2 separate regions of the Homo sapiens genome follow, and region 2 is linked to region 1. Evidence: read pairs that join two places in POLR2A ChIA-PET (ENCODE). Cell type or tissue: GM12878. All regions are shown on one strand.

Region 1 (8,000 bases):
AGGCTGAGGCAGGGGAATCACTTGAACCCAGGAGGTAGAGGTTGCAGTGAGCTGAGATCACGCCACTGCACTCTAGCCTGGTGACAGAGCAAGACGCCATCTCAAAAAAAAAAAAAAAAAAGAAATAGTTATTTCTATTTACATGGCTTAGCCTACTGCGAAAAGCTATCCTTGAAGGATTATCAGTCACCTATACCTGAGTGTGAGGGAGTTTTTGATCCTTGTGACCTTGTACCACAAATATTTTCTCATTTACCATCTCATTTAGTGCCTGCCAACTAAGAGCAGATATCATTGTCCTCATTTTACAGCTGGGGAGACTGAAACTCAAGGAGGTATGGTGATGGGTTCTCAACCACACCTGTGGGCAGTCCCCTGGCCAGCATCCCAACCAACTCCGCTTTGGGTCAGCCACTCTGTCCTCAACACCAGCTTCTTTCTCATGGCCTTTCTCCCAGAGCACATCTCCATAGAAGGGAGGGGAGCCAGCAGGGGGACCCAAGGCCCCGGGAGAAGTGGCTGAAAGAGAGAAGAGAAACTATATGGACATTCGCCTGGAGTCCTGATTTCTTTTTTTTTTTTTTTTTTTTTTTGAGACGGAGTCTTGCTCTGTCACCCAGGCTGGAGTGCAGTGGTGCGATCTCGGCTCACTGCAAGCTCCGCCTCCTGGGTTCATGCCATTCTCCTGCCTCAGCCTCCCCAGTAGCGGGGACTACAGGTGCCCGCCACCACACCCGGCTAATTTTTTGTATTTTTTAGTAGAGATGGGGTTTCACTGTGTTAGCCAGGATGGTCTTGATCTCCTGACCTCGTGATCCGCCTGCCTCGGCCTCCCAAAGTGCTGGGATTACAGGCGTGAGCCACCGCGCCTGGCCTGGAGTCCTGATTTCAAACCATGAGTCCTTGTCGGGCTTCCAGATCTGCACACAGGAATGTAAGGGCCGCCCTTCATAAGAACAAGATAGCTGTCTTGTGTCCTCTCCCCCAGCCCTCTACCGCCAGCCTTTTTTCTGGCCAAAAGGCCCTTGGCCAGAATAGTCCTTTAACTATTCTTCTTACGACATTGTCTAATTATGATGATTAGACATAAGTATGAAGAAAAACATGCATTTTTTTTTTTTGAGACAAAGTCTCACTCTTGTCCCCCAGGCTAGAGTGCAATGGCACAATCTCAGCTCACTGCAACCTCCACCTCCAGGGTTCAAGCGATTCTCCTGTCTCAGCCTCCCCAGTAGCTGGGATTACAGGCACCTGCCACCATGCCCAGCTAATTTTTGTATTTTTAGTAGAGGCGGGGTTTCACCATGTTGGCCAGGCTGGTCTCAAACTCCTGACCTCGCGATCCACCCGCCTCGCCCTCCCAAAGTGCTGGGATTACAGTCGTGAGGCACCACGCCCGGCCAACATGCAGCTTTTAAGTTAAACAATGTATATGCCTTTTCTGGGGGAAGACTTTTCAACTGAGGAGCTGTGGGTTGCTCACTGTCCAGGGATGTCACAGAGTTGAATTTTATGCAATTAAGTGAAATAATCAGATCAGCACTCAACTTTCTGATGTGACTGGAAAATTGTCTTTAAAAAATCAAAATCTTTTTTTTTTTTTTTTTTTTTTGAGACAGAGCCTTGCTCTGTCACACCCAGGCTGGAGTCCAGTGGCGCAATCTTGGCTCACTGCAACCTCCACCTCCCCTGTTCAAGCAATTCTCCTGCCTCAGCCTCCCGAGTAGCCGGGACTACAGGCGCATGCACCACAATGCTCGGCTAATTTTTGTATTTTTAGTAGAAATGGGGTTTCACAATGTTGGCCAGGCTGGTCTCGAACTCCCGACCTCAGGTGATCCACCCGCCTCAGCCTCCCAAAGTGCTGGGATTACAGGCACGAGCCACTGTGCCCGGCTTTTTTTTGTTATTTTTTTGTTTTTGAGGCAGGGTCTCATGTCACCCAGCAGACTGGAGTGCAGTGGCACAATCATGGCCCACTGCAGCCTCAACCTCCTGGGCTCAAGGCAATCCTCTAACCCCAGTCCCCTGAGTAGCTGGGACTACAAGTGCATGCCACTATGCCTGGCTAATTTTTTATAATTTTTGGAGAGATGAGGTTTTGCCATGTTGCCCAGGCTGGTCTGAAACTCCTGGGCTAAAGTGATCCACCTGCTTTGGCCTCCCAAAGTGCTGGGATTATAGGAGTGAGCCACCGCACCCGGCCAAAATCCACATTTTTAAAATGTGGATATATCCTAAAATACTGCAGGGAAGACCTAGATCAGGGGTTCTTAACCTCTTTTGTGTGTGCCATGGCCTCCTTTGTCATCTGGTAAAAACTTGCAGACCCCTTCTCAGAATAATGTTCTGAAATGCACAAAATAAACTAGCATAGGCTTACAAAGAAAACCAGTTGTATTAAAATGTAGTCATCAAACAATTAAAAAAAATTTTTCGACATAGTACTAGATAGTGCTTCCTAATTAATGCCTGAAGATCAAGAGCTAATAATAGGTCCAATAACTGCTGTAATTTTGAAATAGTGATGAGTATAAACCATATTTTGAAATATCTTCAAAAACCGTTATATGATTTGAAAATATTTGTAATTGCTAGTGACATCATCACGAGTCCTGCTAATACTGCTGTGGTTTGTTGCCTACATTCATCGTTGAAGAGAATGCTAAAATTCAGGTAGAAATTAGTGAAAATAAAGATATATATTTTTTCTCTTCCAAATTTTTAGACTCCTTGAACTCTATCCTTTGATCTTTCGGGTTCCCTTAGATGCCAGATTAAGAACTCTTGTTCTAGTTCTATCTTATATTTTATAGCATGTATATGTAATTATATCCAACAATTACAACAAATACCACAATGCAAATGTATCCAGATTTTGTGGTTTTCAAAATCTGATTAAATTTACCAATAAATAAAGTGCCTGGCAGGTAGTAGGTCTCGATAAAGGGGTGTCTCTCTGCCCAGGGCCTGGGACTCCTGCTGTAGTTGCGCTGCTCATTCTTCTAGGGACGCCCACAGCCTGCTTGGCACTGGGCCAGGCCTTTCCCCACTGTTAGCAGCTTTTATGCCCCGATGCCACACTGCTGCCACTTGGCAGGTGAGAAATCACATTAGGTTTGGGGATATTTTGACTGCCCCTCAACCCTGGGAGGAGGGTGGCTTCATAGCCCAGCCTTGAAGAGCCCCAGGCTCTTTCCCCTAGGGCCCCAAGCTGCCTGCATCCCGGGAATCCCCTGGAAGCCCTTTGCGCCTGCTTCCCCTCTTGACTCATCTGAGGTCGGATGAGGAGCAGTCATGAGCCGCGTGACAAGGTCAGTGCTGACAGGCTCACAAGATGCCCTGAGCGCCTCCCAGGAGAGCTGGCAGGTCCTCAGAGCAGACAGGGCAGACAGATCCTAGAGGAGAAGTCCACTCCAGCCCCTCAGGCTTCAGAACAGGGCCGGAACAGAATTCAGGTTCTGGCTCCCAGAGCTCATCCTCCACCTCTCCCTGCTTCCAGGCTACCCTTTCCCCTGCCCAGATCCTCGATTCCCTGGGGAGTCCTGCTCCCCTCTAGCCAAGCTCTGCCATCCACCTCTTTCTTCAGAGCCTTTCCACCTCATCATCTGCCTTCTTATCAAAATCTGCCTGTTTTGTGTCCCATCAGCATCTGCTCCCAAGGCAACTCCCAGTTATCAGGGGTACATGCAATGTGGAGTAGAAAGACCTGTATTCAAGTGTGGGCTCTGATTGGCAGAGGAATTCCTCTGCCTCTCAGGGCCTCACTCAGTGTCCTCATCTATTCCATGGACACATTTAAATTGCTGCCCTAACTTTCATAGTTGTTATGAGGAGCAAACCCATTTTTCGCTGTGAAATCACTTTATAAACTGTAAAGCACTTTCATAGCTGTGATTTGGGACTCATGGCTGGCAAGTTGTTTGGCGTTTCACAATTATCAAGATCCCTCTGGGGAAATGATACAAAGGAATGGTTTTAGTGGTGGAGTTTCCAGCAGATAGGGAGATCCGTATAGCCAGAGGGCCCTGCCACATATTCCTACCTCCTCCCCTAAACCATGTCCCAAGACGTGGCCTTATAGGCAGTCTCGTCTTGAACATGCTGAGAGTTTGAAATGACCCCTCTGAACCTAACACAGGAAATTGACTGGGGAAGTGTTGGGGTTCATGCAGACTTGCTTCTGCTTTAGATGTGATTCACCCAGTTTGTCTTAGCCACAATTGTGGAGTCAGTCAAGAGAATGGTAGGAGGATGAAACATCTGTTTCTGAGGAAGAAAGCAAGCTAGGACAGGTAGATAGCCCACTGCAGGGGCAGAGCCTGTGGCTCACAGAGGGGCATTTTCGTTTTTTTTTTGTTTTTTTTTTTTGAGATAGGGTCTCACTCTGTCACCTAGGCTGGAGTGCAGTGGCATGATCTCGGCTCACTGCAACCTCTGCCTCCTGGGTTCAAGCAATTCTCATGCCTCAGCCTCCTGAGTAGCTGGGATCACAGTCACGTGCCACCACGCCCAGCTCATTTTTTTTGTACTTTTAGTAGAGACGGGGTTTCACCATGTTGGCCAGGCTGTTCTCCAACTCCTGACCTCAAGTGATCCACCCATCTTGGCCTCCCAAAGTGCTGGGATTACAGGTGTGAGCCACCGCGACTGGACATGGGAAGGCATTTTCAAACGCTTGCTTGGCTTGGGAGCCTGGAGTGTGACCTGCCAGAATCCTGCAGGGTTTAGCACCAGAAGGCTTGGATTCCATACCGCGCTCTGCCACACCCAAACTGTGTGCCCATGGGAGGTCACTGGCTGTCTGTGGGCCTAGGTTTTCTGTCTGTTACAGCTCTGCAGTAATTCCCAACTCAACAGGGTCTTATGAGGATTCATGGGCTCACAAGACACAGAAATGCCTACATTTATGTTGGGGAGTAAAGTGCCCAGCTGTGGCACTGCCACCCAGCCCAGCACATATCTAGGTTTCCGGAGTGTCTGTCTCCCCACTGGGCTGACTCTTGCAGAAGAGAGTCACATGCTGAGACCTGTGGGTGTTCACTCTGCACAGTGGCTAAACGAAGGGAGGGAGGGCAGTGTACCCGCAATCATCATTCCAGAGCTCATGCTGTGTCAGGGCCAGATGCCTGGTAAGTTCCCTTTCTGCCTGTGAGGCTGTGATAGTGTGTCTATGTTTGTGATGTTTTCAGATATTTCACTTAGTTTTCCCCTGTGGGGGTCACAGAATATTCCAGCCCTGGCCAGCCGTTGCCCCAGTGTCTGGGAGTGTTTCATCAGTGTCCTTTGCCCTTCTTTGGTGCCAGTCAGTTTGGTTCAAATCCCAGCTCTGAAATGCACTAGCTATAACCTTGGGCAAGTCACTCAACCACTCTAGTTAGATATACGTTCAGCTTGACATGAACATGTCAAATTGTTTTCTAAAGTAGTTGTGCCAATTTTTACTCCCAAAAACTGAGCAAAAGAGAGCTCATGGTCCATATCCTTTGTCCCCTTTGTACTGTCAAAGTGTTTAACTTTTTTTTTTTTGAGACAGATTTTTGCTCTTCTCACCCAGGCTGGAGTGCAATGGCACGATCTCAGCCTACTGCAACCTCTCCCTCCCGGGTTCAAGCTATTCTCCTGCCTCAGCCTCCTGAGTAGCTGGGATTACAGGTGCACACCACCATGCCCGGCTAATTTTTGTATTTTTAGTAAAGACAGGGTTTCACCATGTTGGCCAGGCTGGTCTCAAACTCCTGACCTCAGGTGACCCACCTGCCTCGGCCTCCCAAAGTGCTGGGATTACAGGCGTGAGCCACTGCACCCATCCCAAAGTGTTTAACTTTTGCCAACCAATGGATGTAAAATGATATTCACTATGGGGCTTATCTGCATTTCTCTGAATGTTAAGGAAGTTAAACATGTCTTCATGTTTATTAGCCAGACATGTTTTCTCTTCAGTGAAATGCCTATTCATATCTTTTGTTAATTTTCCTATTATAATTTTTAGCTTTTTGTTAATTGATTTGTAAAGAGTTTGCTCTGTCACGTAGGCAGGAGTACAGTGGTGAGATCATAGCTCACTGTAGCCTCGAACTCTCAGACTCAAGTGATCCTCCTGCCTTACCTTTTCGAGTAGCTAGGACTGCAGGCTCAAACCACCATGCCTGGGTTTGGGGGCTTTTTTTTTTTTTTTTGACACAGGGACTCGCTCTGTCACCCAGGCTGGAGTACGATGGCACAATCATGGCTGAGTGCAGCCTCGACTTTCCGGGCTCAAGTGATCCTCCCTCAGCCTCCCGAGTAGCTGGAACCACAAGCACGTGCCATCACGCCCAGCTAATTTTTGTATTTCTTGTAGAGATGACGTTTTGCTGTGTTACCCAGGCTGGTCTTGAATTCCTGGCTTCAAATGATCCTCCCACTTTGGCCTCCCAAAGTTCTGGGATTACAGGTATAGGCCACTGTGCCTGGCCTAAAGGTTTTAACTTTAACTTTTTGAGTTATTGATCCATCTAGAGTTGATTTTTTGTGGATAGTGTGAGGTAAAGATTTCTTTTTTCTTTTTCGAACGGGTAACCAAATTTCTAACTCTATTTATTGAATAGTCTAGGGCCACTTTTTAAAAATTTTCTGGAGCCAATCTTAACTGGGTCTTGAGGGGACAGGAGGAGGGTCTAGCTGAAATTTGACTGACACAGAATTCCCTATTAGACTGACCAAGGACTACCTGGGTCACATTCAATGAGTCTAGAGACAAAAGTAGTTCCCACCTGCCTCCGAGCTCAGCACTATTTTTATTTATTTATTTGTTTATTTATTTATTTTTTGAGACGGAGTCTCGCTCTGTTGCCCAGGCTGGAGTGCAGTGGCACGATCTCGGCTCACTGCAAGCTCCGCCTCCCAGGTTCACGCCATTCTCCTGCCTCAGCCTCCCAAGTAGCTGGGACTACAGGTACCCATCACCACGCCCGGCTAATTTTTTGTATTTTTAGTAGAGATGGGGTTTCACCATGTTAGCCAGGATGGTCTTGATCTTCTGACCTCATGATCTGCCTGCCTCGGCCTCCCAAAGTGCTGGGATTACAGGCGTGAGCCACCGCGCCCGGCCTATTTATTTGTTTATTTGAGACGGAGTTTCGCTCTTGTTGCCTAGGCTGGAGTGCAATGGCGCGATCTTGGCTCACTATAACCTCTGCCTCCCGGGTTCAAGTGATTCTCCTGCCTCAGCCTCCCAAGTAGCTGGATTACAGGCATGAGCCACCGCGCCTGGCCTGACTATTTTATTAATAGATGTAACTTATGTGTATGGCAAATAATAATAATTCAGATAGTACTGAAAAGTATCCAATTGTTGGTTGGGCGAAGTCACTCACACCTGTAATCTCTGCACTTTGGGAGGCCAAGGTGGGTAGATCGCTTGAGCTCAAGAGTTTAAGACCAGCCTGGGCAACTTTTATAGAGACTCCATCTCTACAAAAAATACAATAAATTAGATGAATGTGGTGGCATTTGCCTATTGTCCCAGCTACTCAGGAGGCTAAGGTGGGAGGATCGATTGAGCCTGGGAAGTGGAGGCTGCAGTGAGCAGTGATGGTGCACTGCACTCCAGCCTGGGCAACAGATACCTTTTCTCAAAGAAAAAAGAAAAGAAGAAAGAAAAGTATCCAATTAAAAATTAAATTATCCTACCTCCAGAACCACTACCCAGAAGTAACTATGTTAATAGTGAATGATTTTTATATCCATGTAGTGTAGGAAACTAAAAAAAAAAAAAAAAAAAAAAAAAAAGTGAATAATTTTTCACTGCTGTGAATCCTCTCCCTGACTGTAAATAACACACTCATGCTCTATTTTTTTATTTAGCATTTCTAGAGTAACTCTAGTTATTCTCTGCTGGAAAAGTTTGTTTCCTTTCATCTACCCCATCTCTCCTCCCTCCTCACCTTATTCCCAATACTCGGTCTTTTAAAAAATAATGTTAGGCCAGGCACAGTGGCTCACGCCTATAATCCCAG
Region 2 (8,000 bases), 860 kb after region 1:
TAAGTTAAGATGGCAGCAACTAAAAGAGAAGGTAAAGAGATGGTGAGGATTGTATACTGGTACCTACAGTGAGTCTCCTAGCACTTTTGCCAGAAAATTTCTGGCAGAGATACCCTAAGGGAGTTTGGAAAGAGTCATTTCTCATCATGCTATCTTAGAATTTAGACTGGAAGGGCCCCAAGATATCATCTGTCTAACCCCCTTTGAGGGACTGTGCGCTCTTTTAGGGCTTGAGCTAGAATACACACACACAAGTATTCTTCACTTGGTCTCACTCTGTCACCCAGGCTGGAGTGCAGTGATGTGATCTTGGCTCACTGCAACCTCTGCCTCCTGGGCGCAAGAGATCTTCCCCCTTCAGCCTCCTGAGTAGCTGGAACTATAGATGCACATGACCACACCCAGCTAATTTTTTGTTATTTTTTTGTAGAGACGGCATCTCACCATATTGCCTAGGCTGGTCTTAACCTTCCGGGCTCGAGTGTTCACCCGCCTCAGTCTCCCAAAGTGCTGAGATTACAGGTTTGAGCCACCATGCCCATGGGATTGTGAACTCTTTAGGATCATTTAAACATTTTAAGTGGTCAGTTCTTTACGGAAGTAGTCACCATGCACAAGGGAACTTGTCTATTGGGTGAAGTGAAGAATACTTGTATGTATCCTAGCTCAAGCCTTAATTCCGGCTAATGCTCTCTTTAGGAAGCTCTTCTCAGAAAAAAGTCTAGGAAACCTTTGCCTAATGCTTTGAAGAAAATGACTGTTAACAGAGAAAATAACCTAAACTATTTAAATGTTAATAATTGCAGGTGCTCTTTTAGTAATAACAGTGTTGTACATTTCCTTTTGTCTCTGTGAGATCACCCAGTAGCCACTACCTGTAGCATTGCCAAGATTAGCTCCCTTGTTGATACTAACCAGCATTTGGATGGTTACCCTAGGAAAATTGTACTCTATGCCTGTGGTTTGTGTTTCTAATATGTTTCCCTTCCCTTTTTGTTACCCTGCTTTCCTCTTTGCAAGGTAAGTGCTTCCAGACCAACGTCTAGGCCATCTCCACCCTATCCAGTGTCTGATACAGAGTCAGGAAAGTGGCTGGCAGATTAAACTGAGTGATGTGACCAACTTAGTCTCATTGCTTTGCCCACTCTGCTGTCCAAACTTACCTCCCAATACTTCCAAGCTTTCTCCTCTCTAGCTGCTTAGTCCAAGCCTTTTTATAAGATGTTCTTTTCCTCCTTCCTGTCTCTTCTTGTCTTCCACTTAACTAATTGTACTTAGCTCTCAAGTCCAGTGAAAATACTTCCTCTCCCTCTGGGGCCTTCCCATGGGTTCTTCCTTCCAGCCCCATCTATCCCTCCAGCTTTGAGCATCCATAGCCCTTAGTATCTGTGCCTCTTACACAATTACTCCAAAGTAGAAGGTTCTCTGGGGATTCATTCTGTATTTCAAGCCAGATTGTGAGCCCATTGAAGACGGGGCCACATTTTATCCTTCTTTGTGTCCCTTCCACCTCTAGCATATGGCTGGATCCACAGTAGGCACTCAACGAGCACAGGGGCTGGTAAAGCCATCAGCTGTGCTTAGCCAGCTTTGAGGCCCCAAGGGCGCTGAGCTTGTGTTTACAAGCCCAGGAGAAGGTAGAAATTCAGCAGCAACAATTTCATCAAGGCCCTGTTCACATGAGCTTCTTTGTTTTCTTGTCTGGAGGGGGTGGGGCAGGGGAACAGACCAAGTGTGCAGAGCTGCTTGACATCCCAGCAACTGTACGGAATGCTCACTCGCGCTCCCTTTCATGTGCCAGAGTCGTCCCACATCGCAGTATCATCCTGTGCTGACGTGAGCCTGGGGGCCGCTGTCCTGTTCCTCCCGAAAGTGACTGAGACTGAACCCCACTGAAGTGCCTACTTCCAGGAGAAGATGCCAGGGCTTCCCCTTGTGGGTAGGGTCTGATCTCTACTGAGGGGAAAGATGAAGGGAAATTCTGTTGCCATAGATGTTCTAGATCAGGGTTGTGGCTTTCTTTAAGGCTAATGATAAGAGGGGTAGAAAGACTCATCTGTGGCATCTGGCCCATCGCCACGGACTTGGAGTAAAGAACTTGCTTCATATCCCACTTTGGCTACCAATACGTTAATGCACCTGGGCAAGGCACTTTCTGTCTCTGGGTCACAAGGCATTTTGGTGGCAGAAGTGAGACCTGAATGTGGGTCTTTGCACTCCAGGTCCTTTGCCCTTTCCATTACTCCATAGAAACACTGTAGGCATTTGGTATCACACCAAGTTACCTATCCTTTCCCTTTTGATTTATTCCTTCTAGTACCTGAGGTGCTTTTGGGAACAGGGACTTTCTTTAGAGGCCTGCTGTCAAGGGGCTACCCTGACGTCATTCCATGATTCTCCTACATTTCCTTTCTATAAATATTTTTCTTTAAGCCTAGATTTCTTTTCGCTATCAAATGGGTGTGTCTCTTTTGTCAACTATAAATCCTTCCCAGAGGAGATGGGCAAAGTAGTGCTGCTTTGGTGAAGCAAGCGATACCTTTCCATAGCTGGTGCTTAATAAAAATATGTGATATGAATGAATAAATGACAGCAAGAGGCAAGAGAATTGATGATGCCATGGTATCACCTTAATCATTACTGCAAGAGAACATGCCACTCTTGGGGAAGACCCCTGTGAAATTGACCATTTCAGAGCAAGTGCCCAGTTTCCAGTCCTGATGAAATGGGTTCTATCCCCCACTGCCTTCTCAGCTGTTTCTTCATGTTGATGCATTCAACAAGGTAGTGCAATAAGAGTGTGCTGGCGTGGGAGAGAAAGGGGTCCTGGCTTTGGCTCTGGAGCTGCCTGTGCTTAGGCAAGTCCTCAGTTTCCTTTCCCCCATCTCTAGCATATAAGTGCCTTCTGGCACTTAGTGTCCTGCAACTTCATGATTATGTGAAGTGTTCTTACTGGGCCATGGGCTGTCTACTCAGCTGGGGCAGGAATCACTCATCTAGAGCCATGGCTTATGGCACAGTAAAGCCTGCGGGTGCCACTGAGACTGCTTCTGCTGAGATTAGACACAGTGGTTTGGCACCAAGTCTGTGACCAGTGCCTGTTTTTAGCAACATGGCTAGTAAATATTGACTCTGTGGCATGAAAATGGAAAGCAGAGATGACTATGTCAACTCACTCAGAGGATAGAAGTTCACCAACCTCTGATAAGATGTAGTTATACAACGCATAGGTGTGTCACTAATAAATAAGTTGTTTGGGGGCAGGGAGAATGGAAAACAAGACAAGGAAGCATTCCATGGGCAATTAACAGCTGCTTTCCTGTCTGCACTGTCTGGCTGGCTTATTCATTTGTTCGCTTTAAAATGAATGGATACTTACATACACACTGGCATGTAGGAAAAAAAGGCTAGAAAGAAATACACCGAAGCATTCACTGTGGCATTCTCTAGAAACAGTGAAATTGCCACAGATTTGTACTTTCATATACTTTTTCTGTTTTCCTCATGGTCTACAATGAGCACATATTACTTTTATAATCTGAAAAGGACAATGTATTAGACATAAGATAATTCTTTCTGAAGAGTCTGAAGGAACTTTCAGAATCATGCAAGTACCTTAGACCTTTGTGTTTTGCCTACTGGACACTGGGTAGTACCGTAGTTATCAAAAGAGAAAAGTCCATGTAAGAGAAGCTACTCTTCCGAATAAATCCTGATCTAAGTGTGTTCACTGATTTATATCCATAAAAGCAGATGTGGTGGGAAAATATTGCAATCATATAAGATTTCAGAATTTTTTTCTGTGTAAACAGACACTTAACTGCTTTGAGTGCATTCTGTAATTCACAGCAGCTAGCTCCGCTTGGCCCAGAGGTGGGCAGGTCTGAGACAGGGCACTCTGGTAAATGGTTGCTTGTGACCTGAAGGTGGGAGCAATCAGTTCTGGAGGATTGACTAGACTTCAGGATTTGGAATGTTGGGGTGGGGATGGGGGTGAGAATGGCGTTATAATAATAATTACCACTGGTTAAGCACCAACCATACACCAGGCACCATCCACATATTGTTATAACCTTACAAAGCCTTATTGGACAGGCATTAGCCACCTTTTAGGGAGGAGGAAACCAAGGCCAGGAGAAGTCACTTCTCTAAATCCTCAGAGGCAGTCAGCAGCAGGCCCTGGACTCAAACCTGGCCTCAAAGCATTTGCTCTTTCTACCATGCTAGGGTGTCTCTCAGAGGGTTCAGAGTTTTGCAACAGAAAACAGAAACTGCTAAAGGGAGCCTGAGCTAACAAATAAGGTACATGCGTCTCCATCCAGGACTGAGGACCTTTGGAGTAAGAGGCAGCCCCAGGTGTAAAAGCTGGGCGAGTAGCTACAGGTAGGATCCTGGCCTTGTTAGCCCTGAATCCAGGACTGGGTGTGTCTGCCTTCCTCAGCCTGGTGCAACCTAGAGGGGCCAGGTGGCCTGGGTTGTGGGACCCAGAGAACCACGGGACAGGTGGCCATTTCCAGTCTGGGAGGGACTTTCATCTGCTGGCTGCCTATGTGATGGGGGAGGCCATTTGTTGCGGGGCAGGGAGTTGGAGTGTGGGGTTGTGGCATCCAGGCCTGTGGGTGAAGAGGAGTTGGTCTCTCACCTTCTTCGTACCTGGTTGATTAAAACAACCAGTAAAAGAGTCTTAAGGCTGTTTAGCTTTTTCGCTGGGTTAGTAGAGCTAATTTCTGAGTCTGAGGCAGCAGTTGCTTCCTTGGGCTCACAGGTCCTGTCCTCACAGCCCTTGGGACTGGCCAAGTGCTGATTTCTTCCACCTCCACTGGAGATCTGTCTACCTGCAAACCGTCATTTGAGAATGCTTGTCTGCCCGCCTCACCAGGGAACCAGGGGCCTGCTCTCTGAGAATGAATGCCTCAGAGTTGGGTTTCATCAAAGTTGGATTTCACTTAATTTCTTAAGAGAAAGGATGTATGTTTTGGGGGAGAGGCCAAATTGTGGTGTGTGGTGTTTTTAAAAAATGACTTTTTTGGGCCAGGCAGCTGAGTTGATTGAAGCCCAGCAGTACCCATTATAGAAATGGCTCATCTTGTGGTTCTCTAGAGTCGTGCCTTGAATATTTTTGGTCTCCTGGCAAAGGCATATAGGATTTTGCAATTTTATGGAGCAGGTTTCAAAGTTACAGGAATTGCAAGGAGCAGTGGTGTTTGTCCTCTCCTCCTTCTCCGGGAGTCTGTATTCCTCTGAGGCTCAGGCCAGTGTGGCTGCTTTTCAACACAATGGGAATCATTGTAATAATCACCTGAATTTGTACAGAACTGTACAGTTGACAAAGCACATTGCCATGCATTGTCTGTTTCAATGCTCATGGCTACATTTCTAGTTAGGCAGGGATAATTGACTATTTTTTACAAAAGAGAAAACCGAGGCTTGGAGATGTTAAGTGGCCTGGAGACACAGCTAGGAAGAGGCAGCATCATAGTTGAGTCAAGGCTTTCTGACTCCAGACCAGCGAAAGCAGGGAGGTTTGCACCTGTTAAGGTGTGGACCTGCCCGTGTCCTGGAATGCGGCTCTCTAGGCACAGGGAGATGCAAGCACCTTGAGACCTGACTGTGACTGTCCTAGGCCCAGCAGAGCCACCTCGGTGGAGGGTTGGACAGCCTTTGAGGTGCAGGTGGGGCTTCGTGTGGTGCTTTGCTCTCTTCCTATGCCTTCCTTGGCTGTTGTCTATTTGGTCTTTACAACTGCCCTGTGAGGCAGCAGGGTAGATAGACACTATTAGCTGCATTTTATAGATGAGGGAACTGATGTTTCAAGAGGTTAGGTGACTCACTCAACATCATGTATTCATTAGTCACAAAACAAATATGTATTAGGTGCCTACTGAAGGTACCTAGGGGACTGAGGTCACAGCCAGTGTCTGGAGAAGAAGAGACTTGAAGGCAAGTAAGAAAAGGGAACACAGTAGGTCCCTAGAACTCCCTGCTGAGTGAGAGCCCCCAAGGACAGCCCCAACATTGTGGATCTCTTTGTATCCACAACAGCAATGAGAACAAGTTGGGCTTAGGCCAGTGTTCTAGAAAAACTTTGTCATGATGTAAATAATGGTGATGAAAATTCCTGCCATTTATTGTGCTCCTGTTGTATGCAGGCCATATGCTGGGCATTTTACATGTCCGTCCTTCCTTCCTTCCTTCCTTCCTTCCTTCCTTCCTTCCTTCCTTCCTTCCTTCCTTCCTTCCCTCCTTCCTTCCTTCCCCTTCCCCTTCCCCTTCCCTTCTTTCTTTCCTCCTTTCTTTCTTCTCTGCCACCCAGACTAGAACTCAGTAGCATAGTCATGGCTCATTGTGGCCTTGACCTCCTGGGCTCAAGCGATCTTCCCACTTCAGCCTCTGAAGCGGCTAGGACTACAAGCATGAGCAAACATGCCCGGCTAATTTATAAATATTTTGTAGAGACAGGGTCTTGCTACTTGCCTAGGCTGGTCTTGAACTCCTGGCCTGAATCAGTCCTCCTACTTCAGCCTTCCAAAGTGTTTGGATTAGAGGCTTGAGACATTGCACCCAGCCTATGCTATTTCTAACTGTCACAATAACCTTGCAAGGCAGCGATTATTTACCCCACTTTACAGATGAGAACACTGAGGCTCACTGAGGGCAAATCACTCATATCCCAAGTCACCCTGGGATTAAAATCCATGTCTCTTTGGCTCCAAAGCCAGAACAATTTCCACTGAACTACACTGCCTCTCTGTGATAATGGACTCTAAGAAACTTGCTGGAGAAGGATAGTGCCAGTTACTTTGGGAAACTCATGGATAAGGGGGGTCAGGTGTGGAAGGTGCTGGAGAGGTGGACAGGACCATGGCTGTGGGCAGAGAATCTGTAAGAGGCCGTGTGTCCTGCTGGTGGCGGCAGTACCTGAGAGAGAGGAGGACTTTCCTGCTTATGGCCATGCTGACCTGCAGTCCCCTGGAGCCAGCCCTCCCTGCGCTGCGTGGGCCCTGAAGAGCAGAGGCTGCTTTGTCCTCTCGGATGCTTTCCTGAAGAACCCAAGCCTTCCTCCCTATGCCCCCTTTCCCTGCTGTGTTAGTTTGCTGGGGCCTCCATAACAAATGGCCACAAACTGGGTGGCTTCAAACAACATAAATTTATTCTCTCCCAGTTGTAGAGGTCGGAAGTCCAAAATCAAGGTGTCAGCAGGGTTGATTCCTTGGGGAGGCTCTGAGACAGAATCAGTTCCATACCTGTCTCCTAGCGTCTGGTGGCTGCTGGTGATCCTTTGTGTTCTTGGCTTGTAGACACATCACTCCAATCTCTGCCTCCATCTTCATGTTGCTTTCTCCCTGTGTGTCTCTGTGAGTTCTCTTCTGTCTAATCTCTGCCTGCCTCACTCTTATGGCATCTGTCATTGGATTTGGGGCCCACTCAGGTAATCCAGAATGATCTCATCTTAAGATCCATAAATTAATTACATCTGCAAAGGCCCTTTTTCCAAATGAGGTCATGGTCACATGTGCCAGGGGTTAGAATATGGAAATATATTTTAGGGAGCCACTATTCAACCCACTATGACTGCCCACCCCTGTTTCTTCTTGGAGTTGCATGAGAACTTTGGGGGTCAATCCACTCACTGCAGGCTGGGCACTGAGCTGACAGCAGCTGCCTCTACTCTGCCTATAGCAGTGCCCTGAGTGTTGTGGTCAAGTGGTCTCGATCCTTTAGACCTTTAGGCAATGGGAAGACCTTATATAAAGAGCTCACAGAGCAGCTCTGGGATTAGCTACTTTTGAACGTCAGAGTGGTAATTCCCACCTCGAACATGCTGTCGTTGTCCTGTGTGGCATAAGCAAGAGAGAGGCTGTCCTTGGCATGGCAGGGCCCTGTGGGTCAGCCAGGCTGTTTGTTCTCCTGCCAGACTGCAGCTGGCACAGACTCCTGACCACACGGTACCCTTTCCTGCTGCCTTACATTTACTTAACACTGCAGAATCTGTTCTTCTC

What was found. Peaks named below come from ENCODE experiments on the same cell type or tissue, not always from the same donor. Only the 100,000 strongest peaks of a DNase experiment are listed, where the experiment ranks them.
Region 2: POLR2A ChIA-PET joins it to region 1 with 6 read pairs; 2 of 35 experiments call an interaction of 5 or more read pairs at or near these places.

What each region holds. Positions count from the first base shown.
Region 1 is chr15:64,879,459-64,887,458 of GRCh38, reverse strand. No RefSeq gene overlaps it. Among named protein-coding and RNA genes, the nearest start is that of ANKDD1A, 28 kb to the left of the region's middle. RefSeq lists an enhancer at 3,182-3,401. In GM12878, no CTCF peak of the experiment used is centred here; DNase peaks (open chromatin) are centred at 3,278 and 4,158; H3K27ac peaks cover 2,644 bases.
Region 2 is chr15:64,015,079-64,023,078 of GRCh38, reverse strand. The region is part of intron 2 of DAPK2 (death associated protein kinase 2); the gene reads left to right. Among named protein-coding and RNA genes, the nearest start is that of DAPK2, 27 kb to the left of the region's middle. In GM12878, no CTCF peak of the experiment used is centred here; a DNase peak (open chromatin) is centred at 3,065.